3 separate regions of the Homo sapiens genome follow, and all the other regions are linked to region 1. A link is a contact called in ENCODE Hi-C or POLR2A ChIA-PET data. All regions are on one chromosome and are shown on one strand. Each heading gives the region's core, a stretch centred on a gene start or an enhancer-like site at or near the end of the contact. The rest is flanking DNA. Distances are from core to core; before and after follow the strand shown.

The links. Hi-C counts contacts between places; a loop is a spot of excess contacts on that map. ChIA-PET counts read pairs that join two places held with the same protein, here RNA polymerase II (POLR2A). Pooled maps may share reads with other maps.
Region 2: a map of CD8-positive, alpha-beta T cell shows a loop between it and region 1 (9-fold over the local background). The contact joins the enhancer-like site here to the promoter of UQCRFS1-DT in region 1. A Hi-C loop is called at or near these places in 1 of 168 maps with a recorded cell type or tissue (CD8-positive, alpha-beta T cell), 3 of 37 single-sample maps with no recorded cell type and 7 of 50 pooled maps.
Region 3: a loop to region 1 is called in a map of naive thymus-derived CD4-positive, alpha-beta T cell, with 18 times the contacts of the local background. The contact joins the promoter of ZNF507 here to the promoter of UQCRFS1-DT in region 1. A Hi-C loop is called at or near these places in 2 of 168 maps with a recorded cell type or tissue (CD4-positive, alpha-beta T cell and naive thymus-derived CD4-positive, alpha-beta T cell) and 10 of 50 pooled maps. POLR2A ChIA-PET finds 5 or more read pairs at or near these places in 1 of 52 experiments (T-cell).

The regions. Positions count from the first base shown.
Region 1 is chr19:29,211,822-29,214,610 of GRCh38, reverse strand. It overlaps UQCRFS1-DT (UQCRFS1 divergent transcript), which reads right to left and starts at 1,358. Exons shown (of 2, transcript NR_184022.1): 1 at 1,203-1,358. UQCRFS1 (ubiquinol-cytochrome c reductase, Rieske iron-sulfur polypeptide 1) reads left to right here and starts at 1,460. Exons shown (of 2, transcript NM_006003.3): 1 at 1,460-1,706. The coding sequence starts at 1,493. RefSeq lists an enhancer at 1,277-1,516 and a silencer at 1,557-1,866.
Region 2 is chr19:33,182,781-33,185,569 of GRCh38, reverse strand. No RefSeq gene overlaps it. Among named protein-coding and RNA genes, the nearest start is that of TRT-AGT1-3, 7.1 kb to the right of the region's middle. Within about 2 kb of position 1,454, at least 5 of the 41 ENCODE cell types and tissues checked have a DNase peak (open chromatin) inside an H3K27ac peak, as active enhancers do.
Region 3 is chr19:32,344,205-32,346,993 of GRCh38, reverse strand. It overlaps ZNF507 (zinc finger protein 507), which reads right to left and starts at 1,384. Exons shown (of 7, transcript NM_001136156.2): 1 at 1,211-1,384. RefSeq lists silencers at 1,211-1,400, 1,431-1,560.

The sequences.
Region 1 (2,789 bases), core at 109-2,608:
ATAAAAACACCACTAGCAAATCCTCACTTGGTGCTGCCTGTGTGCTGGGCCTGCTTGTAGATGCTTTACACGTTTTAGTTCATTTACTCCTCCCAGTAACTTTACAACACACATGGCATCATTACTGCCCCCATTTGGCAGGTGAGGAAACTGAGGCACAGAGAGGTGAGGGAACTTGCCCAGATCACAGAGCCCATGCACAGCACAGAGCCAATTCTGTGCACTGCTTATATTAACATTTACTTAATATTTAAATTATTTTTGACCTAAATGAAAAACTTTATCTCAGTATAGTACAGAATAGAAAACCAGTATGGATAGAAAATCAATACTATGAACCATATAATGAAATCACTCTAGACTCAGTTCTCTGCTAAGAGCTTCTAACTCAAGATCTTTTCTGTTAAAAGTGGGAGATAAGTGTAGAGAGGAATTAAAGATATATTAGGATCAAACTGAGGCCAAGTGAATTTGCTCATGCCTATAATCCCAGTACTTTGGGAGGGGGAGACAGGACTCCTTGAGGCCAGAAGTTCGAGACTGGAGTGGGCAATATAGTGAGACCTCATCTCTACTTTTTTTTTTTTTTAATTAAAGATGTATTAGCACCAAACTGAGACTTTCTCATTGGTGCAATCAGGATTGAAAAACAAAACAAAAGAAAACAAAACTTTCTCACTATGTGATGGAACATGAATGAGCGAGCTCTGTGCATCCTCTAAAATTCTAAAATCCTACTTTGGGAAACAGTGGTGGCACTGAAGAGCATAGACTCAGGAGACAGATTACCCTGCTTCACATCTTGCTGGCTATCCAGTTCCTGGAAAAGAATCTCTCTAAACCTCGGTTTCTTCATGGGTAAAATGCTGATAGTAATAGCTCTGACTTCATAGAGACCTTGATAACAAATGAAAGAACGTAGGTATAATAAAACGCAAAACCAAATACACAGTGAATACTTAATAAACATAATCCATTAGCATTATCGAGCTTTGCACAGATGCCTCTGGCCTTTTTGTTGTTGTTGTTGTTAGATGAAGATAATAAAAATCATCATAGTAAACACATAGCGATTACTATGTGCTGGACTTCGTCGTAGTTGAGATATATTACCATCCTAAGTTAAACTATAATCGTTTATTGTTATCTCTAGGTCTTCCTAGATGAAATTTTTACCCTAAAGGATCGTAAAGTCGGCCCACCGGACGTCAGTGGGGTCCCCTGTTCAGCCCTCTCGTTCTTCTGGGGATCTCTCGGGACACTGACGAGGTGGCACCGGGACCTACAGGTGGGCCGCAAGCCCCGCCCCCAGCGACGGCTTGTAGCCCCGTCCCCCGACGCAGCGCCTCTCCAAGTTTGCCCCGCCCTGCAGGACTGCAGAATTTCCTTTCCGGCGGCGCGCTGTCGTCACGCGTCCCGCGCCTCCTCGCGCCTGCGCCGTGGTTGGAAGGTCGTCCCTGTGACCGGCTTGGCGGTTGGAGCGGCTGTCGCCATGTTGTCGGTAGCATCCCGCTCAGGCCCGTTCGCGCCCGTCCTGTCGGCCACGTCCCGCGGGGTGGCGGGCGCGCTGCGGCCCTTGGTGCAGGCCACGGTGCCCGCCACCCCGGAGCAGCCTGTGTTGGACCTGAAGCGGCCCTTCCTCAGCCGGGAGTCGCTGAGCGGCCAGGCCGTGCGCCGGCCTTTGGTCGCCTCCGTGGGCCTCAATGGTGAGCCGGGGCGAGGGCCGCGAGCAGGGCTGGGGGTCTCTCGGTGCCCGCTCCTCCGGCCCCCAGCAGGGAGCGGCCGCGGGCGCGCGAGCGGAGCCTGAATCAGGTCGGGCTGGGCGGCCTCCGCAACTCTGGGCCTGGCCCCCGGGCTCGGGGCGTCTTTCTGGTGGCCGGCCTGGACTCGCGTCCGCCGGCTTCGCCTGGTTCCTCCTCGGCCGAGTTCACGAGCTCTGTAGTCCCGCTGTTCCAGCCACCTCTGAGGGGTTTTGTTGCTTGCAGGTCGTTTGACCTTGGGCGAGTTTCTAAACGTACTTCCTGTGAAATGGATTCATATCTTTATCAATTTTGTAGGGGTGTCGTGAGGCTTAGGTGGAGGAATTCTACGTAAAGCCGTTAGCACAGTTTGGGCACTTACATGCTTAAGAAATGGAAACTTACTAATATTTGGGAAGTTGGTCTTCTCACCACTACCGATCCCTTCATGTCCTTCCCCTTCATCACCCCCCCACCAAAAAAAAAACAAAAAAAACATACACAAGGTCAGTTACAGTGTAGTGTCACAACATAATCAGTCGTCAAGGACGGGCAGAGATTGACGACATTTACATTTTACAGATGAGAAAACAGACGAGGTAGAATGACTCGCACCAGGATCCGTGGTGTGGACATGTGGTAGCAGGGATTTGACAAGACGAATTGTCGTAGCCACTGAGCTCTTCGCAGGGGCTATTCCACACCCTCTGTCCTTAGATCCCCGTTTATCTTCTTTGCCTCGCCTTCCATCTTTACTTGGCCCTGTATCGGAGATAGAGAAATGGCAGCCTGTGGGCAGTGTGTCTGCAGGCTGTGTAGTTTTCAAAAAAACTGGGAAGACTAATGGCATCTCTTAAAATGCTGGAAGCCGGTAATACTGGGATCTAGTTTCTACTTGGGAAAATTCCATAGTGTGCTGTGTAGTGGCCGCCCCCGCAGTTGGAGCAAGTGGTCTTCTCCAGTTTGTCACAGTCTTTACCAGGTCTGCGTGTTTCATTCTGTTACCAGCCTGGCTCCACTGATAGCTGTTTGTGACTCTTCCCCTACACG
Region 2 (2,789 bases), core at 205-2,704, 4.0 Mb before region 1:
GCATGGTGGCTCACGCCTGTAGTCCCAGCACTTTAGAGGGCCAAGGCAGGAGGATCACTTCAGCTCAGGAGTTTGAGACCAGCCTGGGCAACTTAGTGAGACCCCCATCTCTATAAAAAAAAAAAAATAGCCAGGCACAGTGGTGCATGTCTGTAGTCCCAGCTACTCAGGAGGCTGAGGTAGGAGGATAGCTTGAGCCCAGGAGTTCAATGCTGTAGTGAGCCATGATTGCACCACTGCAGTCCAGCCTGAGGGACAGAGTAAGACCCTGTCTCTAAAAGTGGGGAGGGAGAGGATTATTATGAAACATGAATTAAATTTTTTAAAAAGAAAATAAAGTAGGCTGGGCACGGTGGCTCACACCTGTAATCCCAGCACTTTGGGAGGTCAGGGTGGGCAGGTCACTTGAGGTCAGGAGTTCGAGATCAGCCTGGCCAACATGGTGAAATCCCATCTCTACTAAAAATACAAAAATTAGCCTAGCATGGTGGTGCACGCCTGTAGTCCCAGCTACTCAGGAGGCTGAGGCAGGAGAATCGCCTGAATCTGCAAGGCAGAGGTTGTAGTGAGCCGAGGGATCACACCACTGCACTCTAGCCTGAGTGACAGAGCGAGACTCCGTCACACACACACAAAAAGGAATTCAATTTCCCACAAATGAAGTGCGGCGATGTTTATGGAATTCACTGGTGTTGCCATGTTCCCCACCAATCTGAAGCAGCTGGCTTGATAGAACAGTGGAATGGCTTTTTTCTTTTTTCTTTTTTTTTTTTTTTTTTTTGCACTCTGTCGCCCAGGCTGGAGTGCAATGGTGCGATCTCAGCTCACTGCAACCTCTGTCTCCTGGGATCAAGCGATTCTCATGCCTCAGCCTCCCGAGGAGCGCACGCCACCACGCCTTGCTAATTTTTGTATTTTTAGTAGAGACGGGGTTTCACCATGTTGGTCAGGCTGGTCTCGAACTCCTGACCTCGTGATCCGCCTGCCTCGGCCTCCCAAAGTGCTGAGTATACTGGCGTGAGCCACTGCGCCCGGCCTGGAATGGCCTTTTGAAGACGCAGTTACAGCATCAGCTCAGAGGCGATACCTTGCAGGGTTGGAGCAAGGTTGTTCAGAAGGCGGCATAAGCTCCGAATTAGCGTCCGATAGATGGCGCTGCTGCTTCTAGCCAGGATTCGAGGGTCCAGGAATCAAGGAATGGAAAAGGAATGGCACCGTTCACTATTACCCTTAGTGAGCCACTAGGTAATTTTGTTTCCTGTTCCTCCCATCTCATGGTCTGCTGGCCTAGAGGTCTTAGCTCCTAAGGAAGGAATGATTCCGCCAGGAGTCACAGCACTGATTCCACCGAACTGGAAGTTGAGACTGACTCCTGGCCACTCTGAGCTCCCCATGCCTCTGAATCAATGAGCAAAGAAGGGAGGGACTGGGCTGGCTGGGGTGATGGACCCTGCCTGCCAAGGGGAAATTGGAACACCACTCACGCTGGAAGTGAGTAAGACTATTTGGAACTCCGGAGATCCCTTAGAGGGATCTCGGTGTACGTATTCCAAATTTCTCTCCCCATCTATGGCTTCCTTTTTTTTTTTTTTTTTTTTTTTTTGAGACAGAGTCTTGCTCTGTCGCCCAGGCTGGAGTGCAGCGGCACAATCTCGACTCACTGCAACCTCTGCCTCCTGGGTTCAAGTGTTTCTCCTGCCTCAGCCTCCCGAGTAGCTGGGATTACAGGCACCCACCACCATGCCCGGCTAATTTTTGTATTTTGGGTAGAGACGGGGTTTCACCATGTTGGCCAGGCTGGTCTCAAACTCCTGACCTCAAGTGCTCTGCCTGCCTCGGCCTCCCAGAGTGCTGGGATTACAGGCATGAGCCACCACACCTGGCCCTATGGTTTACATTTTTACTTTCTCTTTTAAAAAATGTAGGCTGGGTGTGGTGGCTCACACCTGTAATCCCAGCACTCTGGGAAGTCAAGGCCGGCGGATCAGTTGAGCTCAGGAGTTCAAGACCAGCCTGGCCAACATCGTGAAACCCCATCTCTACTAAAAATACAAAAAAATTAGCCGGGTGTGGTGGTGGGCGCCTGTAATCCCAGCTACTGGGGCGGCTGACGCAGGAGAATCACTTGAACCTGGGAGGCAGAGATTGCAGATCGTGCCACTGCACTCCAGCCTGGGCGACAGAGTGAGACTTCATCTAAAAAAAAAAAAAAAGAGCTTTGGGATTCACTGAAAGAGGGAAATCAGAGGTGCGCACTCCAGCATCAGAGGAATCTGATCAGCCTGGCCGTCTCCAGGGCTTGATTCTCCTAGGTGTGGATTTACTGAACATCACCTGCTGGGCAGCCATCCCAGATGTCCACCCCGAAGCCTGCAGTCACCCTTAGCTGTGTGCCTGTGGGACTGAGCCAGAGAAGCTCTGCTGAGGAATTCAAGAGCAGACAGGCTCCTGGAGCATCAGCTGGCCTCCAACCCATCCTTAAAGCAAGGCTCCCAACCTGCTTATGCAATTCAATCCCAGATACGCACACGTGCCCCAGGTGATCTGCCATACACAGCATAGTAAGCCCAGCCAGTGTCCAGTTTGGCATCATTTTATTTTTTTAAATAACTGATCACAACTGCTTCTTAGGAGCCACTCTAAATTCAGAAGAAGGTGTTACATTATCTCAGAGGCACAGATCAGTGAAGAACAAAACAATGCTGAAAGTCAGTCCACACTAATTCCAACACCACCCTTCTCTCCCCGCCTGCCTGAATTTGCCTATCCTAGGCATTCTTTTCAGGGGC
Region 3 (2,789 bases), core at 135-2,634, 3.1 Mb before region 1:
TACCTCAGAATTTAGGTACTGGACTCAACACTATTGGTTTTACTGACAACATTTTCTAATGAGAATGGAACAATAAATTGCACATTGCTATTTTAATCTAAACTAAAAATACAATCTAACGAGTGATTCTGCAACCAAGCACAATAGGCAGAAAAACAGCATAAAAAGATATGACACAGTGGTGTGACCTATATATCTTCTAACGCAGTTTCCTACTCTGGTCCTACATTTCTTTGCCACTGTTTCTTATACTGGCTGGAATAAATCTAAAAGATAAAAAAATGCTTATTCGTTTCACCTAGAATGCAACTACCTTATCGATTACGGTTAAGTAAAATAGCTCACTGCCAGGGCAGAAAAAACATCTTTAGGGCTCCCCTGAAGTTAATTTTCAACGAGTTAGTGAGGTAAAGGAATGAAGGGCCAGGCTTTCTTTTAATCAATAATGCAACCCATACTCTGAGTGAGAGGGGAGTACTGGAGAAAGTGCAAACTCAAAGAGGTGATAAATCCAGTAATTGCCTGAGAAGAGCGATGCAGACTGATAGCAAATTACAGCCCACTGCAGAAACTTAAAAATACCGCCTTGGGGTTGGGAAAGTGGCCGCCACCTTATTAATCATCCCGGCCTTCTACACAAACCATTCATTCCGATGCCCCCAGGTCTTAAGAGGTGGGAACTTTCCCTGATGGTCTCCGTGATCTCTGGAGACATCATTCTATCTCCAGAGGATGGTAATAAATGCAGAAGACCAGGGCTGCGTTTCTGTAGTAGCTTTTTCTACACCACGCACTGGCTAAAGGACTGAGGTGATGGGTCGGGAATGAGGGAGCTTAGAAAATTAATCAAAAGATGCTGTGAGAACATCGTGGCTGGGTCCATCCCGGCTGGCCTAAGCGATCTCACATTTGCAGAAAGAAGCAACGCCTGGAGAAGGAAGCAACGCCTGCGGGCGGGCCGGGCTGGTGACAGTATGCAGGGAGCAGCAAGTTCCCCCCACCCCCAGCTGCAGGGCAAGCCCAGAGTCTCCGCAGGCCTTGCTGCACAGAAGACAGAACCGGGACACGGAACTTGGGGCTTGTGGCTAGCACCGGGCGGGGGTCGGCCGGCTGAGGAGGAAGCGAGCGCCGGCAGAGGCCTGAGGGGAGGATGCACATGGCCGGCGGCGGCGCTAACAGCGGGCGGAGGGGCGGCCCCGGGGCGCGGTACCTGCGGTCAGGCGGCGGCTGCTGCTTCCGCGAGCCTCGTTTGGCCAGCCAGGACCCGGCCGTGCCCTCGCCCTCGTCCTTGCCCACCTCTCTCCCGGCTCTTTTCCCTCTTTTCCCCCGGTTTCCCCCTCCTCATCCGGAGCTCCAAAATGGCGGCGCTGGGGACGGATCACGTGAGCCGCGGGTGGGTCAGGTGACCCGAATGGCGGGCAGCGGGGGCGGGGCGAGGCTCAGGCCCCGCCTACCGGCGTCCCGGGCCGCCGAGGCTGGACCCGCGAGAGGGAGGCTCCCCAGCCGGTTTAGCCCCTTGCAAACCCTGGCTCCCGGGCGGGGTTCGGGCCCAGTTGTCTGGCTCTCATGGCCCCTTCCAGACGTCTAGATTTAGAAGTCACCGTGTATTCACTTTGGCATCTCCCCACGTCGCCTAAATCCGCTGTGGGCTAGCCTTATCACCCCACTCACCCCGCAATTGGCTTTCAACAATGGGCATTGGGGTTTTTTTTTTTTTTTTCTTTAGCCTTGTGCTTCTGGATTTGTATTAGTTCCTTTGGTAGGACTGTACATTTCAAGGTGTTCTTGGCTAAAATATAGAGGTCCTAGCCAGATTCGCAGCTTGGCGTTAAGGGGTGCCTGTTAAGGGCCAGAGCTGGCCCTGGGGAATCTCTTTGCTTGAGAGATTCAGGATTTTCAGGGTTTGTAGGACCAGACCCAGTAACACAAGCTCAGCCCTCCGAGGGCACGATGGTGTTTGTCATTCGGATCTGTTCTATGAAAGATACTAGGGTGGTTCTCCTGCTAACAGTGAAAAACGGACTAAGTGAAGCATTCCAGCCAATTTCACCAAAAATGCTGGATAGTTTTGCCGTATTAGGAACTACGCAGCATGGTGCTTGGGTCTGGACTCCGGGTGAGCGGTGGGCATGAGCAAGGGTGTAAAACTGAAGATTCTGGCCATTGTAGTGGAATGGACTCATTTGGTGAGATACCTCTTGGGGATCTGTTCCAGATCTTTTTAGAGGCCTTTACAGCTGGCTGGGCTGTCCACGGTCCTGGGAGGAAGATCCAACAAAATTTAGAATCAGACAGGCTGATAATTCCTGTTACTGTATTTCAGAATTCAAATTCATCTGAATTTGGGGGTTAGGAAACCAGCAAAGTTAGAATTTTTATTTTTATTTTTATTTTATTTTTTTGAGTCAGAGTCTCACTCTCTCCCCAGGCTGGAGTGCAGGGGCGCAATCTCGGCTCACTGCAACCTCCACCTCCCAGGTTCAAGTGATTCTCCTGCCTCAGCCTCCCGAGTAGCTGGCACTACAGGGCGTGCCACCATGCCCAGCTAATTTTTTTGTATTTTTAGTAGAGACGGGGTTTCACCATGTTGGCCAGGATGGTCTCGATCTCTTGACATCATGATCCGCCCGCCTCAGCCTCCCAAAGTGCTGGGGTTACCGGCGTGAGCCACCGCGCCCGGCTGCAAAGTTAGAATTCTGCTATTCCACAGAATCCTTTGCCAATTAGACCAAATAGCTGTGAAAAAATAAAATGTTGAGTAATTTTTTTTTCGATAAAAGGTAAGAGAT